Regions from separate parts of the Homo sapiens genome. Here region 2 is linked to region 1. A link is a loop called in an ENCODE intact Hi-C map of the cell type or tissue named here. Cell type or tissue: GM12878. All regions are shown on one strand.

The links. A loop is a pair of places that touch in the nucleus more often than their neighbours do. Peaks named below come from ENCODE experiments on the same cell type or tissue, not always from the same donor. Only the 100,000 strongest peaks of a DNase experiment are listed, where the experiment ranks them.
Region 2: a loop joins it to region 1, with 3 times the contacts of the local background. A loop is called at or near these places in 4 of 110 quality-filtered maps.

Annotation. Positions count from the first base shown.
Region 1 is chr6:20,560,044-20,568,043 of GRCh38, reverse strand. All of the region lies in intron 4 of CDKAL1 (CDKAL1 threonylcarbamoyladenosine tRNA methylthiotransferase), which reads right to left. Among named protein-coding and RNA genes, the nearest start is that of CDKAL1, 30 kb to the right of the region's middle. In GM12878, no CTCF peak of the experiment used is centred here; a DNase peak (open chromatin) is centred at 3,095; H3K27ac peaks cover 1,055 bases.
Region 2 is chr6:21,000,839-21,008,838 of GRCh38, reverse strand. The region is part of intron 11 of CDKAL1 (CDKAL1 threonylcarbamoyladenosine tRNA methylthiotransferase); the gene reads right to left. Among named protein-coding and RNA genes, the nearest start is that of CDKAL1, 470 kb to the right of the region's middle. In GM12878, no CTCF peak of the experiment used is centred here; DNase peaks (open chromatin) are centred at 2,900 and 4,728; H3K4me3 peaks cover 800 bases; H3K27ac peaks cover 1,561 bases.

The DNA.
Region 1 (8,000 bases):
ATTAGCCGGGCGTGGTGGCAGGCGCCTGTGGTCCCAGCTACTTAGGAGGCTGAGGTGAGAGAATGGCGTGAACCCGGGAGGAGGAGCTTGCAGTGAGCCGAGATCGCGCCACTGCACTCCAGCCTGGGCGACAGAGGGAGACTCCGTCTCAAAAAAAAAAAAATTTGCTGGGCATGGTGGTGCACACCTGTAGTCCCAGCTACTCAGGAGGCTGAGGCAGGAGGATCTCTTGAGCCTGGGAATTCAAAGTAGCAGTGAGCTATGATCATGCCACTGCACTCCAGCCTGGGCCACAAAGTAAAACCTCGTCTCTAAATTAAAATAATTAATTAATTAATTAATTAAAAAGCTGAGACTAGATAAATAAGTTCACCAACAATCAAAGTGATCTTTGGAGCAAGACCCCAAATCTTCCAACTCCTAATTCCATATTCCTTCTATGAAGACATCACCCCATTCTGTCTGACTGGCTACCAAAAGAGGCTATCCATTATATATCCTATTTTGGCTCATTTCCTAACTCACGCTCTCCATCAGAAAAAGATGTGCAAGAGAGAAACACGTTTAAATAGATTGAAATGGACTAAATGTGTGCTTAAATCAAATTTCATTAAGTTGCCAGTTAATTTCAGGGACTCAAAACATTTACATGTAATAGTGAATTTTCCTTATTAATGCTTAATACCATAATAGCTAGTATTTATCAACCATTTATTAATCATAACAACTACTCCATAAACCATTTTAGAGAGAAGTAATCACAGGCACAGAGACGTTTGTGAAATACAGGCTGGTGCAAAAGTAATCGTGGTCTTTGCCATTACTTTCAATGGCAAAGACCACGATTACTTTTGCACCAACATATTCTTAATTATGCCACGTATACCAATTTGAAAGTTACCAAGTTTTTCGGATATTTGAGTCAGTCAATGTCTTTCAGATCCAGATGAGACCCAAAAATGGGGAGGCAACAATTTCAAGACAAAGCGAAAAGAACATTACACTTTCAGATCAAGAGCTAAAAATAAGGAAAAATACCCCTCCTAGTATATTCTCTGTAGAAAGAACACAAATAAGTAATAAGGAGAAGCTTCTGTAGATGAGGAAAGATAATAAAGATGAATTATATTTAAGGTACATAAATTGTTTTCCTTCTATGGAATTTTTATTTTAACAAATTTTTTTAAACAGTTGAGTTCTCCCATCTATTTTAGGCCTTGGTCTCTGCTACCTTAAGGTCATGAATTTATGAACCACATACAGTATTTTCCTACCATGGGAATCTTTAGATGCATAACCCTCAAGGTTTAGGGAACAGAAAAATGGATGCAATAAAGTAAAAACTGCCAGTGATGTCTAGTTTTCATTCTTGTAATATTTTCTCACTGATATTAAACAAAAATCAAGAAAAAAAATCAAAAGATGTTAATAAGCCCTTGCTTAATAAAACCAATGACCCAACTCTCTTTCCTAATTAAAAGCTTACAGTACTTAGAGTGCTTACTATTTTCAATGAATGTTCAGACATAAAGTCCTATTAAAATTATGTATATTTTATAATTTCCTCCATTACTGATACATGCTTAAAGAAATTGATTCTGAGATACATTTTTCTTGTTCTTTTTCAGTTCTTGACACAGACTAGTGAGTGGCACTATGGACTAACAAGCATATTCAACCAACACAGAGGATCGAAATTAAAAAGCTATAACATATTAACATATCTAGGCCACACAGAAGGGTCATGAGGCAAGATCATCAGCATAAATTAGCACATTATTACAAGGCATCTAAAGGAACCAGGCAAAATCTGCATGACAGATCTTTCTTTCATAACGAATATATAATGCTATTTGATTGCATTTCTTTTAATCACAAGTATTATTTGGAGGGAAAATACTCGTAGTCTAATATCACATTTTACTACCTACCCAAAATTGGAATTATGGACAGCCAGGGTATGTATGGGGTTGGAGAGGGAAGCCTGTTAAAACCATTTTTGGGACACTTAACTATCTTTGTCCATTTGTCCAGAAACAAAGGGGTTTAAAAAAAAAATCACTGAGTGCATTTTTGCTTTTTCTAATTTTCCCACAAAAATCTGAAAGCATTAAATCATTTAGGAAAAAAGCCTTTGTTATTTACCAAACCCACAGAATTACACATCTACTAAAAGAGGTGAAATAGCAGTTCAGTTTGTTAATGAAGCCCTGTTTTTTCATCTCTACAGTAAGAATATCCTAAGACTACGGCCTCTAGGGTATTAAAGAGTCACAGTATCTTCTTTTTATTTTTTATGCTACTCATAGCTCACAGAACCACTGTCAAATACTGGAAGAAAATATCTATATGATAGTCTTTAGCTACTGGAACTGTTGCTGAATAATCAAATCCTCCTGTAATTATGCATTTTTAAACAATTCAGACAAATCGCATATGTAGCATATTACTAACATCAACAAACCCTGCTAGAAGAGTGAACATTTAAATATAAGCACATATACTCCCATGAACATAAAAACAAACCTCTAACTGCCAACTGTGCCTTCACTTCCCCCAAGCTATATACATTTAGTAACTGAGACAGTCATTTCAGAGTTAGGAGGATGGGTTTTTAACGGAAAAAAATGTAAACTTTCTTTCCAAGGCATGGTACCCTAAAAAGTGATTTTCAGAGAGAAATAAAAACTGAAACATACAAATTATATTGCCTCAAAATAGTCCCTACTTTTAAGTAAAGGAAACAGTAGAAGCACATCTGAAATTATTATATCTTGGACTTCTAAACTTACCCCCACAACAAAAGTAAAACATTTTATAATAGTAATGGAACTGTCTTGTGCTTTTTCACCCCTGTAAAAATCACTGACAAATGCTGTTCATTTAAAAATATATATATATATAGATAGCTTTGATGGGATAAAAAAATATCCTACTTGTATTCTCTTTCTAGGTCATAAACTACATTGGATGTAATAGGCTGTATAAATGAACAATCAGGAGGTTTCCGTCTAACTGTATGGGAAGTGTATTCACCACATCCTGCTATATAAATAACCCTCACTTCAAGTCAAATTCATATTATCTAATTTTTGCATTTCTCACCCAGAGAAGCTCTTCGCAGGACCTGGACCTAGATTCTCCTCTCATCACACAACTGTGAGTAGGAAATTCAAGCAATGAAAGGTTTTGCTACATTTTCAAAGGTACTTTTAAGATAAAATAACTTTCTAAAATGAATAAACCTGGGCAGTGTGACCTAAAAGCCACATAAATAATTTATTTGTGGCTGTCATGTTTTAATCACTGGACTGTTTTCAGAGGCTTAAAAAATTTAATGGTTTTTGTTATACAAAAGCAACTAGGTTTTCCATGAAACATTAGCTGTCACATTAATACAAGGTTTTATCATTAATTACAATGGATCACACAGGAGTTTATATCTACAAAATGATTGTTAAATATCTGAATTTCCAAACCATTTCAAAATAAAAATGAAACCTGGTCCTAGTAAACTTTACATGAATTAAAGATCCATTTACAAAACAGAAAATTAAATGTAAAAAAATAACCTCAATTTAAAACATTTGTAGATAAAACATTCAACACACTTTTTCATCAAAAAATGCAAATTAAAATATTAAACATAGGTAAACAGTGCCATCTTTTGGTATATTTAGGAACTGAGCTAAATTGTACAAAAACATCTTTAACAGATGAAAGGTGAGTAGAGCAAAGAATTCAAAAACCATCAGTTTATCATTTTATAACATTTAAGCTTTATAAATATATTAGCTTTTTTGGAGATGGGGTCTTGCTATGTTGCACAGGACAGACTCAAATTCCTGGCCTCAGGTAATTCACCTGTCTCAGCCTCCTGAGTAGCTAGCATTACAGGCACAAGTACCAAGCAGGCTATTTTTAAACTTATAAATATTTCCAAAAACATATTACCTCACATTTGTTTTCACTTCAATTTCATGAGATTAATAGAGCATCATTACATTTTAAAGACACTGAGGCTCAGAACATTTTAGTAATTGATCCCAAAATCCCTCAGTTAAAAATGATTGAGCCATCGCTGGCTTAAAATTGCTCGTTTTTACATTCCAACATTAATTCATTAAGCTTAGATAATGAGCCAAGTTATATAATTATTCTGTATTATAAGCAATGAACAAATTTTTATATTAGTTAAGATTCTGTAAAAATCGTTTGATTGCTTTTAGTATTTTTTGTATAATTTGGAAAGGAAAAGATACTTATGTTTATTAAATGAAGAATACACATTGACTACATTCACACAGCTGCTTACACTTCACAAATGCAAAAACTTTTAATCCAATATAGTATTCTTCATATCTCTATGTTAATGAGAAAAAAAAAAAGCCCTCGTTGGCTAGGTGTGGTGGCTCATGCCTGTAATCCCAGTGACTAGGGAATTTGAGATGGGAGGATCAGTTGAGGTCAGGAGTTCAAGACCAGACTGGGCAACACAGTGAGACACCATCTCTATAAAACTAAAAAAAAATTAACAAAAATATTTTTAAAAGCCCTTGTTTATGGCTTGCACATGATTTTACACCACAATATAAAAAGCCGTTACAAATGGAAATGATAAGCTTCAAATACTCTCCCTAAAGCTTCTCTGGCTTAATTTTGATCTTAGATGTGTCCATATACCATTTTCAATGTCTTCCACTTTTGTATTGTTCAGTGATTTTCTGAATAGTTTTATTAAGCCATAACATTTATTCCAGAACACTCTCACAATTCCTTCATTTTTGTAAGCTAGCTAATAATGAACTTCCTCATGGAGAGAAAAAAAATATTCTCAATGATCTATCTTTATCTTTGATTCACTTGTTACTAAGAATTTTACTCAAACTGCAATCATTAGTTCTTTACACAGCAGACTTGAAGATCATGGTTAAAACACAATCATTCCATCTTATATCATATAGCAATTCAATTAAAAAGAACATCAGAAAAAAGACAAGTCAATAAGATCACCAAAAAGGCTACTGAAAACACTGCTGAAGGAGTGAAAGCAGAGAAAGAGTCAATGGGATGAGCCATAAGCACTACATCTTCTGTCAAATGGAACTAGGTGATCAAAAACAATTAGACACTAACTCAGAAATGTAGTTACTTCACCCATTAGGCCTTACCTCTTGTCTACCGTATATTCAAGAAAAAGCACCGTATAGGACATGAGAATTGATAAACTTAGCTGTCTCTAAGTATGATTTGCCGGGAAAGATTGAAATAACATGCTAACAATGAATTTTTTTTTTTTTTTAAGATGGAGTCTCACTCTATTGCCCAGGCTGGAGTGTAGTGGCATGATCTTGGCTCACTGCAGCCTCCACCTTCCAGGTCAAAGCAATTCTTCTGCCTCAGCCTCCCGAGTAGCTGGGATTACAGGCGCCCACCACCATAGCCGATTAATTTTTTTTGTATTTTCAGTAGGGACGAGGTTTCACCATGTTGGTCAGGCTCTTCTGGAACTCCTAACCTCAAGTGATCCGCCCACCTCAGCCTGGGATTACAGGCGTGAGCCACCAGGCCTGACCAACAGTGAATTTTTTGATGGATTTAATTTCATCCCCAGGCTCTCCTTTTTTCATCTTTAGTAGGGCTGGATGCTGTCTACCCTCAAGAGTAAATAGCATTCCAGATCTTCTCCAGAGACTCTAAATTTCCTTTCCTTATTTCTGAGTGGATGGAAATCCCATTTTGAAGGCCCTTATTATTTCTCTCTTCATTATTCCATGGGTAGAAAAGAAAAAAAACAAAGAGAATGCCACTCTCATTCCCACCCTTACAATATGCCTCTTTACCAACCGTTGCAAATAACTCAAGTGAATACAAGTAATACTCCAAGATAATCTCTCTGCGAGGGCACAGGAACACACACAAATAAATGGAAATATATATAACCATACTGTATTAAGTTTGAAGGAACATCAAAATTTCTAATACTGAATCCAATCCCATTAAATTGAAAGCAATTACTGCTTCCAATTGAATAAGAATGGATTAAATTAGATTTCTGATTCAATATAATTTGTAGTGTCCATGACAGGAAAAGTGATAGTATAAGGATCTTATCCAAGACATGTCAAGACTATGCAGACTGGACTTGACAGCCACCCAAATAGAATTTTACTGAAAAACTCAAGGGATTCCCATACACACTGCATTTATCTAACCTTTGGAATATACTTTAATTTTTCTTCTAACTTAAAGATAAAAAGAATAAAATTACTTCTATACATTATATTCAAGAAATATACTTGTTTTTACTTGTTCACTAATGCACACAAAAAAACACCTGAATTACTACTTTGTGCCAGGTATCATATCTAATAATTATTATAATACTAAAATACAAAGTTGACCACTTTACATATACTGATTCATTTAATCTTCAGAAAGGACTACCACTGCCATCTTCATTTAATAAGGATGCTAAGACACAGAGATATTATCAAAGTTATATAGCTAATAAATGGTGGTAGTTGGTTTTACAGTCTGGCTTAATATTAAGAGCTGGCTACAGTCTGTTCTTTTTTTTTTTTTTTTTTTTTTTTTCTTTTTTGAGATGGTCTTGCTCTGTCGCCCAGGCTGGAGTGCAGTGTTGTGATCTCAGCTCACTGCAATCTCCACTTCCTGGGTTCAAGCGATTCTCATGCCTCAGCCTCCTCAGTAGCTGGAATTACAGGCACGCACCACCAAGCCCAGCTAATTTTTTTATTTTTAGTAGAGATGGGGTTTCGCCATGTTGGCCAGGCTGGTCTCGAACTCCTGACCTCAGGTGATCCGCCCCTCTCGGGCTCCCAAAGTGCTGGGATTACAAGCATGAGCCACTGCGCCCGGCTGACAGTCTGTTCTTAATAACTAAGCAACAGTGTCTCTGACATGTCAAAGGTAAAGATGAGAAAGACAGAAAGAACTCACACATCATAAAAAAGAAAATGTAAACCAGTTAAATTATCTTAACACAGGAACTAGCCGAGACGTCACTCTAAGCCAGCAGAAATAAGCTAATGGCAGCAGTGCTAAGCAGAGCTACATTTTATGCAAGGAGTTTGAATCTAAAATGATTAGATTAGGTAAAAATCATGTATAGCCACAACTCTTCCCAAAAAAGTCCTTAATCAATCATAAAAATAATGTATACATGGATTAGCATACGTAACACTTTAAAAGTCCTTAGAAACTCAAATTTGAGAATGACCAAGCTACAATGAAAGAAGAGGTAAAAGCAAAGTCTCTGCAAATCCTGAGATATTCAAATCACTTCCCCCTTAACCATCAAACATATGCTGGTAAAGTAGGAATTGGTGGGAAATTTTTAAATGCAGTAGTTTACTACATTCTGTTTTATTATTAAGCCTCTTTAACCATATTATATGTTAATAGACTTGAAGATTAATAAGCTATACAAGTTGCATACTATGCAAAGGTTAGTTTTTAGTGAGTATGAAAGCAATGTAGTATTAAAGGTAACAAATGTTTGTCCTCAAATTCAAAAACTCCCACCTTCATATGCTCCTATGGACAAAGAGGACAACAACCAGATTCTAGGACAAGCACAGTCAGGGCAACAGAGCAATGAAGGTGTCAAGCAGTAAGCCAGTGACTAAATAATTTTCACATCTGTTCAGCACACATATTGCAGACGGGTATCTGCACAAGATCATACTGCCTCTGAAAGGGTCATACTGCCTCTGAAAGGGTCAATTTGTCCAATTTTTATATAAATACTGCTAAAAAGTTTTTTAAAAAATCAATCAGAAGAAATAAAGTGTAAACTAATTTAATGACGCCTAATAATTGCATTAGAAGAACATTTGTAACATGAAATTCACTTTCATTTATAATAGTGTAACTGCAGTGATCATGTAATGCAATATTGCCATCTCTTGCCCAATAGCTAAAAATACATCATGTCTTTAATCCAAACACATGACAATTTTAAATTGAAGGCCAAA
Region 2 (8,000 bases), 440 kb before region 1:
GCTCTAAGCCTTACTCTTGTTAGTTCCAGAGTTAAGTGCCATTCATTCAACAGACACGTATTATCCCTGCTTCTTACTCTTGAGTCCCTTCCTGCCATATATACGGTGCAGAGTTGTGGGGGTGTCAAGGAGGACAAACCAAGCACTGTGCAAGGAACTGGGGATGCTGCAGTCAAAAAAGGACCATGAAGATTTCTAACTTTAGACGTTAGTACAACTCAATAGCTTTTGAATACTCATGAAATTTGGAAAAGAAAGCAATCTAACAATATTTTTTGTTTTTTCATATTCTCCAGAGCCCCCAGCCCAGTGCTTGCTTATAAGAGGCAACTCTCAATAACACTTGGCCCTTCTTCCCTTCCTTTTCCTACAACTGTATTGTCTCTTGGCTTCCGTGGTATTATTTCCTCCTGGGTCTCCACCTCCACGGGCCTGACCCTGCCTTTTTAACCTGCCACAGAATCCTTTTTCCTTTCCCATTATTACTGAAATATTGGTGTTCCCTAGACTTCTGTTCTTACCCTTCCATTTTTCCTTCTGGATGATCTCATTACCTATAACTTCATCTACTACTCAAATGCTGATTACTCCCAAGCATTTATCTCTAGACCCTCATCTTTCTTTTTGGCTCCTGACCCACATTTTCTACAGCCTAAGGGGGGCTCTATCCTAGATTTTCCAGGCAGTCACTGCAAATTCAGCATGTCTAACATCAAACTCATCTTTCCTACCTAAACTCCTCCTCCTTCTCATTTCCCTATCTGGGTTAACTATATGATTTTCTATTATTATGCCTTACTTAAGATACCAAGGAGCTACTTTTGACACCCATGCATGCCTTCCTCATCTTCTCTTCTAAGTGTACATTGTAAATTTCTTCTCCTCAATATTTGCTGAATCCACTTTATTGTCTCCAGTGCTAGAGGAAAATGCCTTAGATTAGACCAGCAGTACAACACTATGGATAAGAGCACTGGCTGGGTAATCCCCTGGCCTGGATTCTATCAAGGTTCTATCACTAACTGCATGACTTTGGGCAAATTACTTAACATCTTTGGGCCTTGAGGATTAAACAATCTAAGACATACAATGCTTTAACAGTAGTGCTTGGCATGAAAGTAAACACCCAAAAATATTAGATAATTGTTTTATTATGATTATCATGTTAAGTATTATCGGTATACTTACCATTGCATTTATTACTAGTCTGGACACATAACCGATAAAAATAGAAATCATTTAATTAATATATGCTATTGGAACTGGTAAAAAGAACCACAGTAGAAACTGAGGGTATATAGTTCCAGTATGCATTAATTCATTGTGGGCTTTTTTTTTTTTTTTTTTTTTTTTTTTGAGACAGGGTCTTGCTCTGTTGCCCAGGCTGGAATGCAGTGGTGTGATCTCGGCTCATGGTAGCCTCTGCCTCCCAGGCTCAACCTCAGCCTCCCAAGTAGCTGCGACTACTTGGGACTATAGGCGAGTGCCTCCCAGGATCCTCCCACCTCAGCCTCCCAAGTAGCTGCGACTACAGGCGAGTGCCACCACACCTGGCTAATTTTTGTAGAGATGGGGTTTTGCTATGTTGTCCAGGCTGTTCTTGAACTCCTGGACTCAAGCAATCTGTCTGCCTCAGCCTCTGAAAGTGCTGGGATTACAGGCATGAGCCACCATGCCTGGCCTCAACAACTCTTTCTAACCATTCCGAACCCTGACATTTGTTTTATAAAATGCAAATTAAAAATACTAACCCTATGTACTTTGCTAAGTTTTGGTAACATAATGAGTTAATATGCAAGCTCTGTGGAATATGAAAGCACTCTGTCAAAAAAAGAAAAACGTTATTATTCTACTACTTCATGTATATGTGATTGGACCTTTATGTTTATGATATACCACTGAGGCAGGAAAAATGCACAAGAGATTAAGAGACGATGATTTCTGAAAGGAATAACATAATCATATTGTAAAGGAAGGATATAAAGTGAATGAAGTTTAGGAAAAATGAGGTTCCTTTCTTGACCAGACTACAAGGAAATGGAAAGCAAGTCAACATAAAGTAACAGTTGCCTTCAAACCAGTGAATCGAATTTGGGGTAGTCCCAGAATCCTACGGTATTTAGCACATTGTGTCATAATCTATTTAGCATATAATCTTCTAAATATAACAACACACTGGAGAAGGAAAAAAAAGTAAATATGTTTTTCTGCTAAATAACTGATCCAATGATATATATGTATTCATTAGAAAAGTTCTAAAAGTAGCAATGGAGAGAAGGGAAAAGAACTTCACTACCTCAGAAAGAAATTTGGCAAAAGATAAAAACAGTGAACACGACCTTAGTGCTACCCAAAATAACAACTTAGCTAAAGATACTAGAAATGATGACATAAAGCCAGAAAACATTTTTCAGGGAAGCATTTTGCCTAAAGTATTTTGGAGGTGGTTACTTAGTGAACAGAAACACATCTGGGAATGCATCTGGAAGAAAATATAATTATCTAATCCTTGCTGAATCATTCTTTTTTTTTCTTTTGCATTTATTTTCTTTTCTTCTGATAAATATTCTACTTATGTTTCCAAGCCACTAGGACTAAAACTAGATGAATAAGGCAGAATAAAATACTAATTTAATGTAACATAGCTTTATCAGATTGTGTTCCAATAAGCACACATGAATGACCAGGACTAATGATAGGAAAGAAAAATTACTCAGGATGTTAATAATTTAGCATCCTTTTTGCAGATAGACTGGAAAAGTAGGTCATAGGATGGGCTGGATGATATAAGTTAGCTCAATGACTCACTCACAGTCATCATCCTGCCATAAAGCCAAGTAATACTGGCTTTATGCCCTTGTGCCCCTTCCATTGAATGAGTATACAGCGGAGAGATCACAGAATGAAACTTCCTCTGCAAGTCTGCTACTTCCCCTCTAGTTTGTTCTCTCCTCGCCCTGCAAAAGATTCCCCTTTACCCATGAGTGCTCATTGCTTATTAGCTGTGGTATTTCACTGGGCAATCTCTGGGTATAGTGAACTTACGGGAATAATAATAAATATCACAGTGCTAAAATGGTTAATATTCTATAAGCAACAAGGGAAATTAACCCTGAAGTGCACAGTACCTTAAGAAATGATAATGGCAAATTCTAAAATGAACAATATCATGGGATTAAAAATCAACATGGAGACGCCACAGTAAGATGCAACTTAACGTTAGATCCATGCAACTTGCAGGTAAAAACAAAACCGTTTATTAATTCATTCAAATTGTATTTACCAAGTGAGAAAGATAGAGATGTTAACTATTTAAGGTCTAGTTAACATAAACTAAAAAGCTACTGGACTTCTAACAAAATACTCTGTCTAAAGAGTTAGGTCTTTTAATATATAAACTGTTTCATTTCCTAAATATCTATCCGTAGGATATTCTTACATGTTTCTTTCACATTTTAATGTGTGAACTTGAGGACTTAAAGATTCTTTTACTTAGCATTAAAACATATGCTTAAGAACTGCGCATGTTGTCATTTTTTGAATATATGTTAATGCATGGTTTATGTTGGGGAGTGACTATACATTCACTGCTGCTCAAATGATAGAGGCCCAATTAAAGTAATTGTCTAATGCCTCAAGGCCCTGGGAACCCTAATTATATCATCCCCAACATAACGCAGTACAAAAATCATTGAATTGGGAAGTAACTCTCTCAAAAACACATGAAAAAAGAAAAAAGAATCATTCATGTTTTATACTTTAAAAAACATCTCAGTAATAAGTTTAAAAGATAACAGAAACATCAGTTATGTGACAATGAATGATAGTAAAATATATAAGATACATATTTTAAAATACAAAGACAAATTTTTTTTGAAAGACAGGATCTTGCTCTGTCACGCAGGCTGGAGTGCAGCAGCATGATCATAGCTCATTGTAACTTCCAACTTCCAGGCTCCAGTGATCCTCCTGCCTCAGCCTCCCTAGTAGTTGAGACTACAGGTGTACATCAGCATGCTCAGCTAGTTTTTTTATTTTTATTTTTTTGTAGAGATACGGTCTCACAGGCTGGTCTGGAACTCCTGGGCTCAAGTGATCCTCCTACCTCAGCCTCCCAAAGTATTGGGATTACAGGTGTCAGCCACTGCACCCAGCCAAACACAGATTATTTCTAAAACCAGAATTGCACCGCTTGCTTTGTTCTATATAGTTTCTTCCCCTATCCCTACAAATCCCATTTTATACTTCAAAAAATCATCTTATCCATTTAGATAAAAACATCAAATTACTCAGTTAATGTTCAATTGGATTAATAAATCTGAATAGAATAATTTAAGTCATATGATTGCTCATGGCCAGCTGTTTTAAATTAGTATATTAAGTCATTTAGACGCTCTTCTTTGCAAAGGTTGCATGATTTAATAAATTCCCATATGCCTCAACATGTGCCAACACTGCTAGGTTATCTTGTATCCAGCTGCTGTTGTGATGATGGCTGCCAACTTTCAAACAACTGAAGAGAATAATGAACCAGCTTAGTTGGCTCATATGTAAACTTACATTGCTACCAGCTAAAACATGGGCCATTTTCAACTGCAAAGAAAATTAATTAAAAAGATTTCACTTCCACTTTCATGGCTCTACCAATACCACAAAATTAGCAGTTTGAAAGCTTGCAGCTTCAGGTAAACTCCCACAGTTTGGATTTCAATCTTAAATGCTATAGGTTGTCTTAAAAAATGGATTTTTTAAGGAAACAGATCAGGAAATGCCTTGTCCATAACTCATAACACAAATATTTGAGAAGCCTCACACTGCTGGAGAAAAAAGAGAGACTTATTTGTTAAAGGCACATTACAAAAAAGGCTTCAAAGACTTCAGGGGAAATGAGAGATGTAAATGAAATGGGCCGCCATTTAGAAAGGATTTAAAAAGCAAACAGAAAAAGAAAGCACCAAACATACCACTTTAAGTCAGGATCATTTTATGAATGAGCGTTAGGCACAAATCAGGGCAACATGATAGTGTTAGGCCCCTCCAAGAGTGAAAATACTGTGTTGAATTTTAATAAAGGCTGGACAAGACAATTTTGTGCTGGATCAGTTATCCAGGCTAGTGGCTCTAAAGAAAGCCCTGAAACTTTGGTGTTTCCAAAATGAGCACTAATCTATTTGGCATAAAGCTATACTAGTTTTTATAGCGGAAGGTAGGTCAAACATAAGAACTATTTAAAATATTTCATTTATTTCTTTTTTCTTTCTTTTTTTATTTTTGAGATGGAGTCTCACTCTGTCACCCAGGCTGGAGTGCAGTGGCACGATCTCAGCTTACTGCAACTTTTGCCTCCCGAGTTCAAGTGATTCTCCTGCCTCAGCCTCCCCAGTAGCTGGGATTACAGGCACGTGCCACCATGCCTGGCTAATTTTTGTGTAGGTATGTGTGTATATATGTGTGTGTGTGTGTGTGTATATATATATATATATATATATATATATTTAGTAGAGATGGTTTCACCATGTTGGCCAGGCTGGTCTTAAACTCCTGACCTCAGGTGATCCACCCACCTCAGCCTCCCAAAGTGCTGGGATTAGAGGTGTGAGCCACTGTGCCTAGTCTAAAATATTTCATCTACTTCTAAATGTCCATAATAGTTGGAAATTACTCACCAGGTAGATGGACTTCCCCAAGAGGACAGGAAAACTCTTTTTCGCTAAATGGCAAAGCTGATTATACTGTCCTCATGGGAGTAAGTCTATATTATTCTTCACAACAGATGGACTAGACAAAATACACAATTTTATGGTTCTGATGAACTGTCTAAAACTATGCAAGGATCACTTTTTTATTTTTTGAGATAGGTCTCACTCTGTCACCCAGGCTGGAGTGCAGTGGCGTAATCTTGGCTCACTGCAACCTCCGCCTCCCAGGCTCAATTGTTTCTCCCACCTCAGCCTCCCAAGTAGTTGGGATCACAGGTGCGAGCCAACACGATCAGCTAATTTTTTGTATTTTTGATACAGACGGGGTTTCACCATGTTGCCCAAACTGATCTTGAACTCCTGAGCTCAGGAGATCCATCCACCTCAGCCTCCCAATGTACTAGGATTCCAGGTGTGAGCCACCGCACTGGGCCTAGGATCACTTTATTGGCAGTGATAATCTGATTTTTTTTTTTTTTTTTAAAATAGGTTACCTGAAGTTTTCTCAGTCATCTGCTATACATAAGCAGGTATATCATATTGGCTGCCTACTACAGTTTTGCAATATATCTTACTTATAATCTAAATGTGAAATTATATACCAGGGTTGCTTCTGCCCTTGCTGCATATACACAATACAGCGTTAATTTAAAAATCTCTCAGAGATGCTAACTGACTAGACTCATACTCTACAATCTAATTGACGCATGGCACTTGAAACTGAAACTATATATGGGGGGGTATGGGATGGAGTGTGATCTCCAGGCATCTCCAATATCTTCTCCAGGTATGTCTAATATTTTCATTGCTAGAAATACTAGAGATCCCTGGGAAACATAGTTGGTTCTAGGATCCTCCAGTTGGTTGAATACTTCTAGAAAAACTACATAGATGCCTCACAATAACTCAGAATCCAACGAAAGGACCCAGATCCAAAGAAATCCAAGAGACTATTTCCTAATACCTGACATGATCATCTTTTTACCTCTATATAGCTCATAGAGGCTGTTGGAACTGTCCAAGATGGAACAGATTTAACAGACCTCCAGAACAACGTAACTTGTGAAATTGTTGCCCATTTAAGTAGCCACAGTAATTCCTCCAACAACTGAGTCAGCCCTCAACCAAATAAAGATAAAAGAGAGGTGCTGATTCCTTAACCTCGTTTAATCACACTAATGCAACAAACTATCTGGAAAGTGTTCTAGTCTATTCTGCACCCGGGATGCATGTTTATACTTGGGAAAATATTGTGTAACAAGTATCAAGTTTTTATTGGCTACTGCTGTAATAGGCAAAGAAGGAAGAAATTTCACAAGTGCAACTGACTTGAAATTTTGAAAATATTCCATTTACCAGTGCCAGAGTGCCCAAAAGAACTCTTTTATATGAGACAAATTTGCCTGCAATAATAGAAGAAAGGCAAGAAAGGGCTATAGGCCAACAGCAGATACTTAAACAAATAAAAATCTATATTCTTTAGCCTAACACAGTTCTGTTCAAGATTTGAAAGTATTAAAAAGGGTAGAGATCTATTTTCCATTTTCCACTTTGAAGGCTGTAGCACTTAACAAATACAGCTTCTATGCACTGATTTGAATATTTGGACAATTAGCTGTATTTGTCTGAATGTACACTAAGTAGCTTTATTCTTGGTGGTTAGGATAATCAAGAATGCCTAGAGGTTAAAAAAAAACTTAGAAAGATATGTAATGGAAAGGTATGGAAGAATAGAAAAAGGAAAAAAAAGAAAAAGATTTTTAAAATGATCATATGCAGTTAGGATAAATGACTAATTAAAGGTGGAAAAAATAATTGCTTACAATTTGTATAAAGCAATCGTATCCATGCAGTACTCTGACATAGTACAAAGGTACATAATTATAAACAAGACGATGGAAATAAAAAGTTGTATCTTAATTAAGAAAAACAACAAAGGAAAAGGCTATGGAAAAAATGTATGAAAAGTAGGAAGACCCAGGCCACAAATACGCCAAGACAAATGACATATCCCCAGAGGGGAGAACAGTGATGTAGACTTGAGAAGGCTCTGTGTGACCTGGGCCAACACTTCCATTTCCTGCCTAGCATAATCACAGAAGGCAGTCAATGTTTGGTGATGATGAGGAGCAGGGTTTTGAAGAACATAATTAAGGGCTGAAAGTATTTTCTGTGGAAACAAAATTATCATTCATGTCTGACATTGTGTAAATATGCCTTAATTTTGGTCAATAGCAATTTGAACTTTAAAAAGTAGAATCCTCAAACCTTCTTGTAAATCACAATTCTTTAAGCAAACTG